Linked DNA regions of Homo sapiens: region 1 is linked to region 2. A link is an interaction called in ENCODE POLR2A ChIA-PET data of the cell type or tissue named here. Cell type or tissue: CD4-positive, alpha-beta T cell. All regions are shown on one strand. Links, peaks and the distances in the headings refer to the core of each region. The heading gives the core; the rest is flanking DNA.

Region 1 (6,986 bases), core at 1,244-6,243, 150 kb before region 2:
TAATATGTAACCAACATATTGAGAATACTGTCTAATTCAAAACACCTAATATTTGCCAAATAAATATTTGGCTTTCTAATAAGAATAGCACATAAATGCGGATCAACAAATTTGGTTCTTTTTTGTAGTCAGATGGTTTTTATATTTCTGGACACCAGGGTGTGCTAGCCATCACATGTAAATATGGATGAATATTTATTTTCTGGTTGGTTAGGAATGTGCACATCCTTTAGTTGATGTGGGTAACAGATGTCTTGTGGGTAACAGATGTCTTGCCTTTTAGAGACGAATTGGCAAAGAGTGGATAAAAGGGGATAATTAAAGGGGTAGGAGGAGACAAAAGCAAAGTACAATCTTCCTTGTGGTGAAAAATCTAATAAACCTCCTTATTATGGGTAATTGTTTTCCTTCTTCAACCTCATTTGCTGTCCCTTTCCATAGGACTCAAATACATTGTAATGGGAAAGTATAAAATAAACATGAGACAAGACTACTGCCTACTAACAACCAGATTTGTTCTGTCACAGAATATTGTAGTATAATTGACTCAATGAACATCAGTTTTTTTTGAAAGAGACAAAATATGAAATCATGTCTAATCACTAATGGCAACTTATATTGTAATTGGCAGCACAAAGGTTCTATGTTGAGGATGATTAATATAAATATAGTTGAATTATATGTCAAATGCAGTGATATAGTGGACTGGTGGGAAATGAAATATGAGAGGCTGAGTATGTCGTATGTTACTTATTCATCTTAGGTCCTATTTAGTTTGCTGTTTGTTCGCTGTCAGTCCTATCATACTGCCAGTTGAACTGGAATAAATGGGAACATGTAGCAGATGTTTGAAGCCATTATCATTAACAAATCCTCAATTTTGCCAGTGTTTTTCATCGTGCAAGATTTAAAGTAAGGTGTCACTTTCTGTCTTAACTATATCACCTATGTCTATATTATTCTTAAGATTTGTAACTTTTACTTTTAACCAGGATAAATTTTTATAGCTTGTGAAACATTCAGTGAGTATCCGCATAAATCCTTGGTAAGAACTATTATGTAATCATTTTTATAAGGAGCCAGTAGTGCTTCAAAGAGAAAGTATCAGATTATGTACTCAGAGCCTTACTTAATACAGAATTTAGATAAAGCTGTAAGGTGAGATTGTTTATTTTAGATGCAAGGCACATGATATTGAATTTTATTTGACTGCATGTCCCCTCAGAAAATAGGTAGGTAGAATTTGTTTCAAAAATACCAACTGTGTTTTAAAGGCTATTAGAATAATACAGATCAGAATCCTAGTTTTCAATTGTTAATTAGTTATCAGCTTCTTTCTGCTGTATTAGAATTCTATTTTATTCACAATTGCTAGAAATTTGTGGGGTGGGAGAATTGTTCACCTACCCATTTCTTTATGGCACCTTAGTCATGAAAGGTACCATTGCTTGAGTAGTCCAGAGACTGTTACGTAAGTCAGTCACTTTGTCTTTTTGAGCCTCATTTTGTTATGTATGAAATGGAGATAGTGACAACTAACTCCCACAGTTGCAGTGGGATTATATGAGATGACGAATGCATGTGAAACTAACATATATTTAATTGTTGAGTGCTTTATGATTGTCTTCACTCTGTGGATTCATATTCCTTAGTTAGTTGTGTCAGTTGCTAAGCTTTTCTTGGAAATAGAGCGTCCAAGGAGATTCTGATGAAATGTCTAGTGACAAATGGTTTGAGATTGTGTGTCAGAAGAGTTACTCTTTTTCCTGCCTTTAGCCCCTTAAAATATGCAAGTGAAGAATAACCATAGTGCAGCAAGTTTCTTAACATTAAATGAGTTTTCCTATTTTGTAATTGTAGATTTCCATAAGGTGTAAATAAGTAGGGTCATAAAATATTGGTGTTATGTAAGAGTTTAAGATTTTTGGACCCACTTTCCCTATGCTGTTCATTTTCTATTTTCAGAGGACAACACTGAGGCTCTGTAAGGTTAAATGTCTTCTCCAAAGTCAATCAGCAAGTTAGTGACAGAGTGAGGGCTGAGACCTTTGTCTTTTCCCAAATTCTTTGGCTGGACCATCACCAGATACTACCTGCTGTGTGACCGTCTAGAATCTAGTCTGGGTCATTAAAAAAAGGAGAGCAGTCAAATCACTCTTGACAGAGCGGAAAGAGATGCATTTCTTTATTATGCCTTTTAAATGGTCTCTGCACCCTAGTTCATTTGGCTATTCCTTTATGGATTACAAATATATTTTGATTGTTTCGCTTGTTTGCATAAGACAACTGACTTTACCCGCTTCGGTAGTAGGAGAGATAGTCCCTAAGTCTTTATATAGTATTTCCTATGTGCCAGACATTGGTCTAAGGGCTTTATATAGGTTAACTAATTTATTCTCCACAACACTATGAGGAGATATATTATTATTAGTCCTGCCTTTCATATAAGAAAATGGAGGTACAGGAGACAAAGTAATGCCTAAGATTACAAAGCTAGTATAATCAGATTTGTAAGATTGGAACTGGAGAATACTAGAAAGATTTCATTGTCAGTAGAAACCTAGATGAATGCTTGCCCATGATATGACTTCTCTTTTTGCAAGGAAAGTGCCTTGAAACATGTTCTAAAGCACTAGATTTTATCTATATGGCTCTATAGAATCCCAATCAAGTTAGAATATATGGTTCTTCTGTATCACATAAATATTGATGAAAAAGTATATTTATTAATGTTGGTCACCACTAGAATAAATAGGAAAGTGAGCTGTTATGCTTGGTTCAATGTTGATAACAAAACAGTATTTTATTTTAGGATTGTATTTCCCTTAGGATACCAGTAATAAAAATGTTTCTAGAAATGATGCTTCATCAGTTAAGAAAAATTATTGATAGAAGAGAATAATTTCTATATGATTGATATAGAATTTGTTCTTTCTTAAATATTCAGTTATATAGGAATAGTACCCATTTTTGCTCCCATATCGGTATTTGAAGTTAAGTAAAAGTTGTCATTTGTGTATCAAATATTTTATAAGTACTACAAAAGCAACTCCAATTTGAGTGATTAGCAATTTAAAGACTTTAGTTTTACTAACAAAGATTATATGGTAAAAAGTTGAACATTTAGATAGTTATGGGAGGGCAGTTGTGATTTAACGAAAAGTTCATTACATTAATAATACATTTATTTATTTTTGTTTTTGTTGCATTTGCTTTTGGGGTCTTAGTCATAAATTTTTTACCTAGAGAATGTTGAGAATAGTTTGTAGGTTTTCTTCTAGAATTTTTCTGGTTTTAGGGCTTTGAGTTAAGTCTTTAATTCCTCTTGAGTTGATTTTTGTATAATGTGAGAGGGGGATCCAGTTTCATTTTTCTATGTGTAGCTATCCACTTTTCCAAGAACCATTTATTGAATAGAGTATCCTTTCCCCAGTGTCAGTTTTTGTGTGCTTTGTCGGAGATCAGTTGGTTGTAAGTATGTAGCTTTATTTCTGGATTCTCTAATCTGTTTCATTGGTCTATGTGTCTACTTTTATACCAGTACCATGCCGTTTTGGTTACTGTAGCCCTATATTTATAGTATAATTTGAAGTTGGGTAATGTGATGCCTCCAGATTTGTGCTTTTTGCTTAGGATTACTTTGGCTATTCAGATTCTTTTTTGATTCCATAAAAATTTTAGGATATTTTTTCTAATTCTGTGAAAAATGTTGTATTTTGATAGGAATTGCACTGAATCTGTAGATTGCTTTGAGCAGCATGGTCATTTTCACAATATTGATTCTTCCAATCTATGAGCATGGGATGTTTTTCCATTTGTTTGTGTCATCTATATCTCTGCACAACCAAAGAAATAATTAACAGAATAAACAGATAACCTACAGAATGGGAGAAAATATTTGCAAAGTATACATCCAAAAAAGGATATATCCAGAATCTACAAGGAACTCAAGAGAATCAGCAAGAGAAAAGCAAATAATCCCATTAAAAAGTGGGCAAATGACACGAACAAACACTTCTCAAAAGAAGACATACAAATGGCTAACAAATATGTGAAAAAATGTTCAACATCACTAATCAGCAGGGAAATGCAAATTAAAATCACAGTGTGATACCAGCTTACCCCAGCCAGAATAGTCACCATTAAAAAGTCAAAAAACAATAGATGTTTGGTGTGGATATGGTGAAAAGCAAATGCTTATACCCTGCTGATGGGAACTTAAATTATTACAGTGTCTATGGAAAACAGTATGGAGAGTTCTCAAAGAACTAAATATGGAACTACCATTTGATCCAGCAATCCCACAATTGGGTGTCAAAAAGATACCTGCAGGTGTATGTTTATTTCAGCACAGTTCACAATTGCAAAGATATGGCATCAATTTAAGTGCCCATCAACCGATAAATGAATACAAAAAATGAATACAAAATGTGGTGTGTGTGTATGAGCATGTACATATATATATATACACACACACGTATATATATATATATATATATATATATATATGGTGTGTTTGTGTATGTATTTGTGTATATATGTGTGGCATATATATCATAGAATACAACTCAGCCATAAAAAAGAATGAAATAGTCTCTTGCAGCGACTTCTGATGGAACTGGAGGCCATTATCCTAAGTGAAGTAACTCGAAAACAGAAAATAAAATACTGCATGTCTTCACTAATAAAAGGGAGCTAAGCTATGAGTATGCAAAGGCATACAGAGAGACGTAAAGGATATTGGAGACTCAGGAGGTGGGGGAGGGTGGGAGGGAGGTTAGGAATGAAAAATTATCTATTGAGTACAATGTACACCATTTGGGTGATGGGTACACTGAAAGCTGAGACTTCACCATTATACAGTTCACCCATGTAACCCAAAACAACTTGTACTCCTAAAGCTATTGAAATTTAAAGAATTTTAAAACAATAATACAAAGCTTATTTAGTATTATACTATTTAGAAACAATATATTTAAATGAAATTTGAATAAATAACTCAACCACTAGGCGCTTCATGCTGACGAATGTTTTACATCAAAACATAAATAGGCACCACTTTGGACATGTGAGTTAGTGGTGAATGTGTTTGTGTGTGTGTGTGTGTGTGTGTGTGTGTGTAGTAAGTGGAGAATGTTGGGGAGGTGTAGACAGTGAACAGATTAGTTTAACAAAGTGTAATTTTTCACAGTTGTATTGGTATAGATATTCTAAATTCTATTATTGATTTGCCTTACTTTATGGACTAGATGTGTGCATTAAAGAAAATTACCTGAAGGTCATGGTGTCTGTTCAAATGATTCATTCTAGTATACGTTCTTTAGTGAGGAGGGGAAATATAGTGGCTCACCAATGCCTCAAAGGAACTACGACAATAACAATTGTGTTAAAGTGTCACAGAAAATAAATATAAAGTGTCACAACTATTTTTTTAGAGACATAAATATCTATGGTTAGCTTTGCGTTTAGCACATTTGCTTAAAAGTTTAAAGGAAGGAGGGCAAATGAACAGAACACACTGAATTGTTTGGTTACACAGCTGCCATAACCCCACTTTAATGTTCTATGAGTATTGCTGGACAGCTCCCCTTGGTTGCTGTGATACTGTTTCCTAGCATTTCCTAGGAGCTATTGATTTAGGAATGAGCTGGTTGAACTTAATATGGGGGTATTTAGAGCATGGATGAGGCAAATGCTTTAAATATAGTAGCAACTGGAATAAATCACAAAAATATTAGCAAAAGTAAATGATAATTGGACAGGATGTTTAGTGAAATATATGATGGAGAGGGAGTAATTGCTTAGCATGTGTTTAGCAAGTGTTTTTATTTAAACCCTTTTTCCATTTTCATTAAGATTGAATTTATATTCCCAGGTATTATCAAATAAAGTAGCATGATGTCTTTTGTATTTTAAATCTTTTTGCCTTACTCTTTCCAGGACTGAAGTGTGTATGTCTTTTGTGTGATTCTTCAAACTTCACCTGCCAAACAGAAGGAGCATGTTGGGCATCAGTCATGCTAACCAATGGAAAAGAGCAGGTGATCAAATCCTGTGTCTCCCTTCCAGAACTGAATGCTCAAGTCTTCTGTCATAGTTCCAACAATGTTACCAAAACCGAATGCTGCTTCACAGATTTTTGCAACAACATAACACTGCACCTTCCAACAGGTAAGGGGTTTATCTTTGTTCATTCCGAATTTAATTTTACTCTTGGGAAACTATAAGAATGGTAGGAATCAAACTGTCTTATGTTTCTTTAAATAGGAAAATCTGTTTTACAGTTCTCTTTTTGATTTTGGCTGGTAAAATTCTCTAGAGTCTAGCTGAGGTTGAGTTTTTAAAAAATTGCACATCATTGTCAAAACATTGACAATAACGTAACAATTTTGAAGAAATTTGTCCACGTGAATTGTATTTTTGAAATGATTAATGAACCTAAAGTCAAATGTAAATTTTTATGGAGTTTTTAAAAAGAAATTGAGATTGCTTCTTGGCCTTTCGGCTAAGATCATGTGTAAAAGACATTGAAATACATACTGAGAAGAAAAAGAGCATAACTAAAAATAGCAGATTGCCAACTTTTCTGGGGACAGAATCTTTTTTTCAGGGATATCCTCTGCATATCTTCTTTATCTACCCACATTCAAGTGAGAGCACACCCCAGAGAGATAGAGGCAGAATGGAATTCGACCCTTCATCATTGTTCAGATATATTTCTGCCTTTCGTCATATTATACAGTGCTTTATCCCAATTTATAAGAAGCTAAAAATCCTGATCTGGCCCTTTATCAGGAACCTGGGATCTGAAACTTTGGGACACATTAAGGGACATGTAATTCTGAATTTAAAACTAGTTTATGATGTGAAAATAGTCCTGCTATTGAATTTCTTTAAGATTTTTAATATAACAATAATTTAATGATTATCAATACAGATGTATCTATAACAGAGATACATATATTTCCTTACAAATTAACATTTTA
Region 2 (6,986 bases), core at 1,149-6,148:
AACACTTTCAGGGCTGACGTCAACAGCTCATACTTCTTGTTGTTGTTGGCTTTGGTTTCTGCAAAGCTATATCTGGTTAGCTTGTAGTTTCAAATTATTAGTCTTCAGAATCAATTGGGTGTTTACATTCAGAATTATTTAAAGATAGATTTCTCTGTGTGCATATTATCTCACTACCTGTACTGATAGGAAGTGTCAGACACCCCAGTATGGCTTCTACTTGTGAACACAGTTTTAGGACAAAAAAAAAAAATCTTTGCAATGGAAAGCTCGGTAGGAAGGAGACAGGAGGAATTAAGGACAGTCTCTATCAATGATGTCAAAGAAGTAGTGATTGTCTTACCACCCACTCTCATAAATGTAGTACGTTGCTTTTGGAAAGCAGTTTTTACAGAATGCTATAGTGAGAACCAGGGACCTGACAAACAAGTCCACAAACTTCAGTGGTACCACAGACTGACTCTCTTTTCCTAATTTTCTTTTAGTTATCACATTATTGCTAAATAGGCAACTTCTGGCAGGCTGATTTCATCTATAAGTTCAGATAGGGAATGTGTGCTCTGCTCTGGGATGTGTACACTGCTGGGCTGGGCTCTGCCCTGCAGGAGCTTTCACGGTGTGTCCGGCAGCACACCCATCAGGTGCCGTAACTCCCAATTGTCCTGAACTACACCAAAGGATTTTAATCACCTCATGACAATTTTAGGTAGAAAACTGTGCTAATTTCACTAGAAAAGACTTTGAAAATTATTCTTTAATCTGTATTGTGGCATGCATGGTCAATATCCAATAATTTTTCTTGAAGAGTCTGTGAGCCCACCATCAGACCTTACTTGGAAATGGCGGTATTGTATTTCGGTTTCTCCGGGCACTTAACGTCAGGAAATTAAGTTCAGCTCCATTATTTTGTTGCATCTTTGAATAGTCTGTGGAGCGTTGATATCCTAATGCTCCTTATTTAAAAGTGGGTGGGAGTTGCATGGAAGAATTGGGGAGTGAGGCAGGGGACTGGAAAGGGAGCAGAGCACATAATTTTGGGGCCTTTGAAACAAGTAACAGTGACAAAAAACCTCACTCTGGAATCAGTAACCTCTCCCCCGCACCCTCCCCAACACTTTCAGGAGATGAGTATATAGAGTGGGGACCAGGAGGAAGTAACCTCTGTAACCCAGAAGTGGCTAAAGTGTTGAACTTTGAGCTTCTCTAAGGAGAGCTGGCTATCTGGCTGAGCTGCCAAGTACTCCTGTCTTTCAGAAATTGACAGCTGAAGTATTTGGTCTTGGTTTCCCACTGAAGAGGAATGTGTAGAATCACTGCAGAGCAGAAGAAATTAAATTTTGAATATTAATGCCTGATCTTTTAAGTTATCTGACTAAAAACAGAAGAGTGATCATAAGCCCAACCCTAGGTATCAGTGTATTATGGCTAGCAAGGAGTTAAGAAGCTTTGTCTATTCAGCAGTCATAATTGAATGTGTAGTTTGCAAGCCTGCCAAATTGCTAAACCTAGATTTCTCATATTAGATAATGTGTAATAAAAGACAGCTGTTGCCAGCATATGCTGTGAATTGCACACCAGTTCCTCATTCATGATTTTTGGCGCCATCACTACAACCCTTAGAAAAGGCTCTGACTGGAGGGCTGTCTGGGGAACATAGACCCCACTGGTCAGATCCTTGAATAAGGCTGCTCGCCCTAGGGAAAGCGGGGCAGGAAAGACTTTTTTTTTTTTTCAAAGTGCAAAACCCTTGATAAGACCTTAGACACACTTCATTTCACTTTAGGCAGGTAGTTTGGTGTGTGAGCTAGTTTCGAACCCTGGGAACATTCCTTTCCACATCGCCTGAGTCTGACAGCCCGGATCAAAAACAAGCAGGCTTTGTGTCAAGACGTGGCACGTGTCAGAGAATTTGACGGTACTTAATTTATTTAAATTGTTTTTTGTTTAAGTGTTAGATGCTTGAAACAGCCTCTTAGCTAATACCGAATGGAAACTAATTTGTAATTTGACTTAATCTGACTTTTGGTGTTGCTGATAACCCAAATTAGTCAGTCCACAGGAACTGAAAATCTGCTATGCTTCTCATGTTGTGCTAGACAAATATTTTCATCTTTAACTAGTCAATTAGCTAGATAGAAAGGTTAGAAGTAGAGTGGTGGGGGAAATATCTATAGAGGCTTCAGGTCTGTCCTGTGGTTTAAAAGATTTTACATTTGAATCTATCCAGAATGACTTTTGATTCAAAAGACCGATTGGATGAAATCTTGAAGTTCCTAATAGATGCACTGATTTCCGGCATACTAAAAGGGTATTTAAAATTGACAAGGCTCAAAATTTTACTAATAATTTATTAATTCTTGCCACCATTCATCCACTTAGCAGCTATGTACTAAGGCACTACTATCTTTGTTTTCTGTTAGTACTTTTTCTGCATTTCTTGTTTCGGATTGAATTTTTTTTTTTGTTCTTGTCTGTTTTCTTTCATTTAAAATTTTTTGGTTTTTAAAATTTGTACTTATTCAGTTGATATATAATCATACATACTCATGGTATACATAGTGATGTTTTGATACGTGGAATGTACAGTGATCAGATCAGAGTAATTAGCATATCCATCACCTCCCTCACACAATGATCATTTCTTCATTTTGGGACTGTTGAATATCCTCCTTCTAACTATTTGAAACTAGTACATGATATACTATTGTTAACTATAGTTAGCCTACAGTATAGAGCACTAGAACTTATTCTTCCTATCTAGCTGTAATTTTTTATCCTTTAACAAGTGTGTCCCTATCCATTTCTTCCCCCAACCCTTCCCAGCCTCTAGTATCCTCTGTTCTACTTTTTACTTCTATGAGATCAACTTTTTTTAGCTTCCACATATGAGTGAGAACATGTGGTGTTTAACTTTCTATTCCTGGCTTATCTCACTTAACATAATGTCTTCCAGTTCAATCCATGTTGCTGTGAATGACAGGATTTCATTCTTTTTTATGGCTGAATTGTATTCCATGGTGTATATATACCACATTTTCTTTATCCATTCATCTGTTGTTGGACACCTAGGCTGATGCCATCTCTTGGCTATTGTGAATAGTGCTGTAATAAACATGGGAGTGCAGATGTCTCTTCGATATAATGATTTCCTTTCCTTTGGATGAATTCCCAGTAGTGGGATTGCGGGATCATATGGTAGTTCTATTTGTAGTTGTTTGAGGGACCTCCATACTGTTCTCCATAGTGGCTGTACTAATTTACATTCCCACTAACAGTGTATGAAAGTTCCCTTTTCTCCTTATCCTCACCAGCATTTATTATTTATTGTCATTTTGATCATAGCTATCCTAACTGGTGTGAGATGATACCTCATTGTGGTTTTAATTTCCATTACCCCAATGATGAGTGATATTGAGCATTTTTTCATATATTTGTTAGCCATTTGTATGTCTTCTTTTTCTTCCTTTCTTTTTTTTTTTTCTTTTTTTTTTTGAGATGGAGTCTCACTCTGTCGCCAGGCTGGAGTGCAATGGCATGATCTCAGCTCACTGCAACCTCCGCCGCCCGGGTTGAAGCGATTCTTCCAACTCAGCTTCCCTAGTATCTGGGATTACAGGCACCTGCCATCATGCCTGGCTAATTTTTGTATTTTTGTAGAGACGGGGTTTTACCATGTTGGCCAGGCTGATCTTGAACTCCTGAGCTCAGTTGATCCACCCTCCTTGGCCTCCCAAAGTGCTGGGATTACAGGTGTGAGCCACCATGCCCAGTCTTGTATAGCTTCCTTTGAGGAACGTCTGTTCAGATCATTTGCCCATTTTTAAATTTTTTTTTTTCTGTTGAGGTATTTTAGTTCATTATATATTCTGGATATATAAATGAGTAGTTTGCAAATATTTCCTTCCATTCCACAGGTAGTCTTTTCACTCTGTTAATTGTTTGCTGTGCAGAATCTTTTTAGTTTAATATAACCCCATTAGTTTATTTTTGCTTTTGTTGCCTGTTTTTTGAAGGTCTTATTCATAAAATTTTTTCCCAATCCAATATGCTAAAGCCTTTCCCCTATGTTTTATTCCAGTAGTTTTATTGTCTCAGGTTTTACATGAAGGTTTTGATCCATTTACTTATTTTCAGTTGATTTCTGTATAGAGTGAGAGGTATGGTCTAGTTTCTTTCTTCTGCATATGGATATACAGTTGTCTGTTTTCTTTCATTTTTAAATCTTGCTACATATTTAAGATTTTTAAATTTTACTTTATGTATTTTAGTGATTATCCTTGAGTTTTTCCTATGATATTGAATTTAATAAAGGACAATGTTGAAGACTATCTTTACATATTTCTCCTGAACGTGAATATTTAATGTGGCTCTTCAACCATCTCAGTTGCTTCCATTTTCGTTTAGTAGTTTATTTATTTTTATCTATTTCTCCATTTTTAAGTTTCCATTCTATTCCAGGCCCTGTGTTGGGCATTGGGGCAGAAAGTAAAACAAATAACATTCCCCAAGAGGTCCAAATCACACAGATGATTATGTACAGATGTGAAGTATTTGATCCAGTATGCATTTCATATAAATATATACATATATGTATACATATATATATAGCTCTCTCTATATGGATATATGAATAATATGATGAATACTGATAGCAAGAGTAATACCTTAAAAATATAAGCCCTTATTTATAGAGGTATAAGAAACTTTTATAAAAAGAATAAAAAAGCCCTAGTTATCATTACGTAATTTGGCTTAAGGGCGGAAAACAAGCAGCTGAAGATAATAAAAATAGATTAAGAAAATATGAGTACAATATAAGGGAGAGACTGAGAATGCTTGGAAATATCAAGTTTGTGGCTCTCTTCTGCAAGGAAGCCCACTAACATAGATGAATAGTCCCTATCCTTGGTAACGGTACATACGAGGTACAAAATCAGGTTACAACAAACCATACCAATCCTTGTAGGCATTCCACAGTTAGTGCTTATAAATTGAAAAGAGATACTTTTTAGCAAGACTAGAGAATCTTTTTGGGTCTGAGCAATTTATTTCAGTCTCCATTGCGATATAAGTGAGTTGAAGCCCAGAACTAACAAAAGAGGAAAATATAATTAATTTACAGCAAATTGGTAAGAAGAGACCACCTCTCCATTACGTTAAGTTTATGGACTGGTGGCTGAATTCTTAACACTGGTCCATTCCAGGAAATTTGTGAAAATGCTGGCATTTGGTACCTGGTAATTCAAAATTCCTACAGTGATGTAGGCTTCACTCCTAATGAATGTCTTAATAAGCATTTCATTTGTGTAACTTGTCACATAAGCATTAATATCTCCTACATATTTTCCCCCTTCTAGTTTTCATCCTTTACTTATTTTATTTTGCTTTGTCTGGACTGACTATGCATTGATCTCTTGATATTTTATGTGTTCATTTATATATGACAACCATTTCAGGTTGACAATTAAAAACCATGGGTTAGCTAGTAGCTTATGTTTTGGGCCCTTGAAGCAACATTTGAGAATAGGGCTAATAAACATTTCCTGAACAAAGAAACAAACCGACCAAAAAAACACAAAAACCTGCTGCAATTTTCCTAAAAAATAAGTTGTCACCTTTTGTTGATGCTGCTTCTGTTTACAGTGGTAGAATGTGTCCTGAAAGCTTATGTTTATATGATCTTTTCCAAAAGTGCAGAGGAATGAAGGTGATATTATTTATACCATTGATACTATTCTGAGGTTTCTTTCCTTTCTTGGCTGGAAATTTCACGTTAGTCTTCCAAAACTATTACAAAAATAAATCATAAGCAGAAATGAGGTTTTGAGTTCCTGGTTTTACCTGAATTGTGTGTGTGAGTTGGTTGTTTAGAGATTATTTTATCCTACTAAAAACAGTAACGTATTGAATTATTATAGTAAACACTGTCATTTCATCATCATCTCCAAAAACTATAAAGTATTTGGGTTTCATATGCCATTCTAAGTATGCTATTTTTCTTTGGATTTCAGTGTGATTACAAATTGCTATGGTTAATCTTTCAGAGGCTGTTTTAAATACAGACCAGAGAGGAAGTTCTCTTTGGAAGCTTTGGAGTTTTGCCACATTATTTTAACTCTTTTGCCACATTGTATTACTATCTAAACCTCTTTCAATCTTTTAACTGGAATGCCTAGAATCCTGTCTCCCTACTCTCCTCTGCTATCACTAGAGAATGTAGAGAATGGAAATGGCTGCCTTTATGCAACAATTTCCCAGGAGCTGGGCCAAAGAAGGTGGTAAAGAACAGGTTGTGTGTGTGTGTGTGTGTGTGTGTGTGTGTGTGTGTGTGTGTGTGTGTGAGAGAGAGAGAGAGAGAGAGAGAGAGAGAGAGAGAGATTTAGAACATTTTACAGTGTATCTTGAAGACCCTGGGATAACTATATGTCTTTTGTGTTTTTCAGCTTGCTTTGACCAGATCAAGTTCTTTAAGTGACTTTTCCTGGTCTCAAAGGTAAAGAGATTGAATTATTTTTTGTCTCTCCCAAAATATTTAGGAACATAGCTCTCCAGACTGTTTTTTCCTCTCTCTTCCTCTCTCTCTCTCTCTCTCTCTACGCACACACACAGACGCACACACACAGACACACACACAGAATCTTACATACTACAATTTACATAAATGTCAGTTATTTTTAATTGTGACAGTTATTTTTAATGATAGATCTGTGCCAAATGTGATACTTTAATTTTCATGCAGTTTCTTTTTTAAACATTTTTATTACAGAAAGCTTGTTACTGTGGAGAAGCAGGATAATGAAACATTTGGATTTGAAATTCAGGTGGGCAATTTTCACATTTTCTAGACTTCCAAGGAAGAAAGTGGCACCGGTAGTGTCATGTTATGTGCAAAGAAAAAATGAAGTTAGGATTAGAGAATGATGGAGCCTATGACTTTTATTCAGTGTGTGGCTGTTTGGGGGTAGTTTTTCAGTGTGTTGAGTACT

What was found. Peaks named below come from ENCODE experiments on the same cell type or tissue, not always from the same donor. Only the 100,000 strongest peaks of a DNase experiment are listed, where the experiment ranks them.
Region 1: POLR2A ChIA-PET joins it to region 2 with 6 read pairs; 5 of 35 experiments call an interaction of 5 or more read pairs at or near these places.

Annotation. Positions count from the first base shown.
Region 1 is chr2:157,586,372-157,593,357 of GRCh38, reverse strand. ACVR1C (activin A receptor type 1C) reads left to right here. Exons shown (of 9, transcript NM_145259.3): 2 at 5,941-6,171. Among named protein-coding and RNA genes, the nearest start is that of ACVR1C, 39 kb to the left of the region's middle. In CD4-positive, alpha-beta T cell, for the core only: no CTCF peak of the experiment used is centred there; no DNase peak of the experiment used is centred there.
Region 2 is chr2:157,434,205-157,441,190 of GRCh38, reverse strand. It overlaps CYTIP (cytohesin 1 interacting protein), which reads left to right. Exons shown (of 8, transcript NM_004288.5): 2 at 6,444-6,493; 3 at 6,767-6,821. Among named protein-coding and RNA genes, the nearest start is that of CYTIP, 6.4 kb to the left of the region's middle. RefSeq lists an enhancer at 2,087-2,156. In CD4-positive, alpha-beta T cell, for the core only: no CTCF peak of the experiment used is centred there; a DNase peak (open chromatin) is centred at 1,573; H3K4me3 peaks cover 5,000 bases; H3K27ac peaks cover 4,170 bases.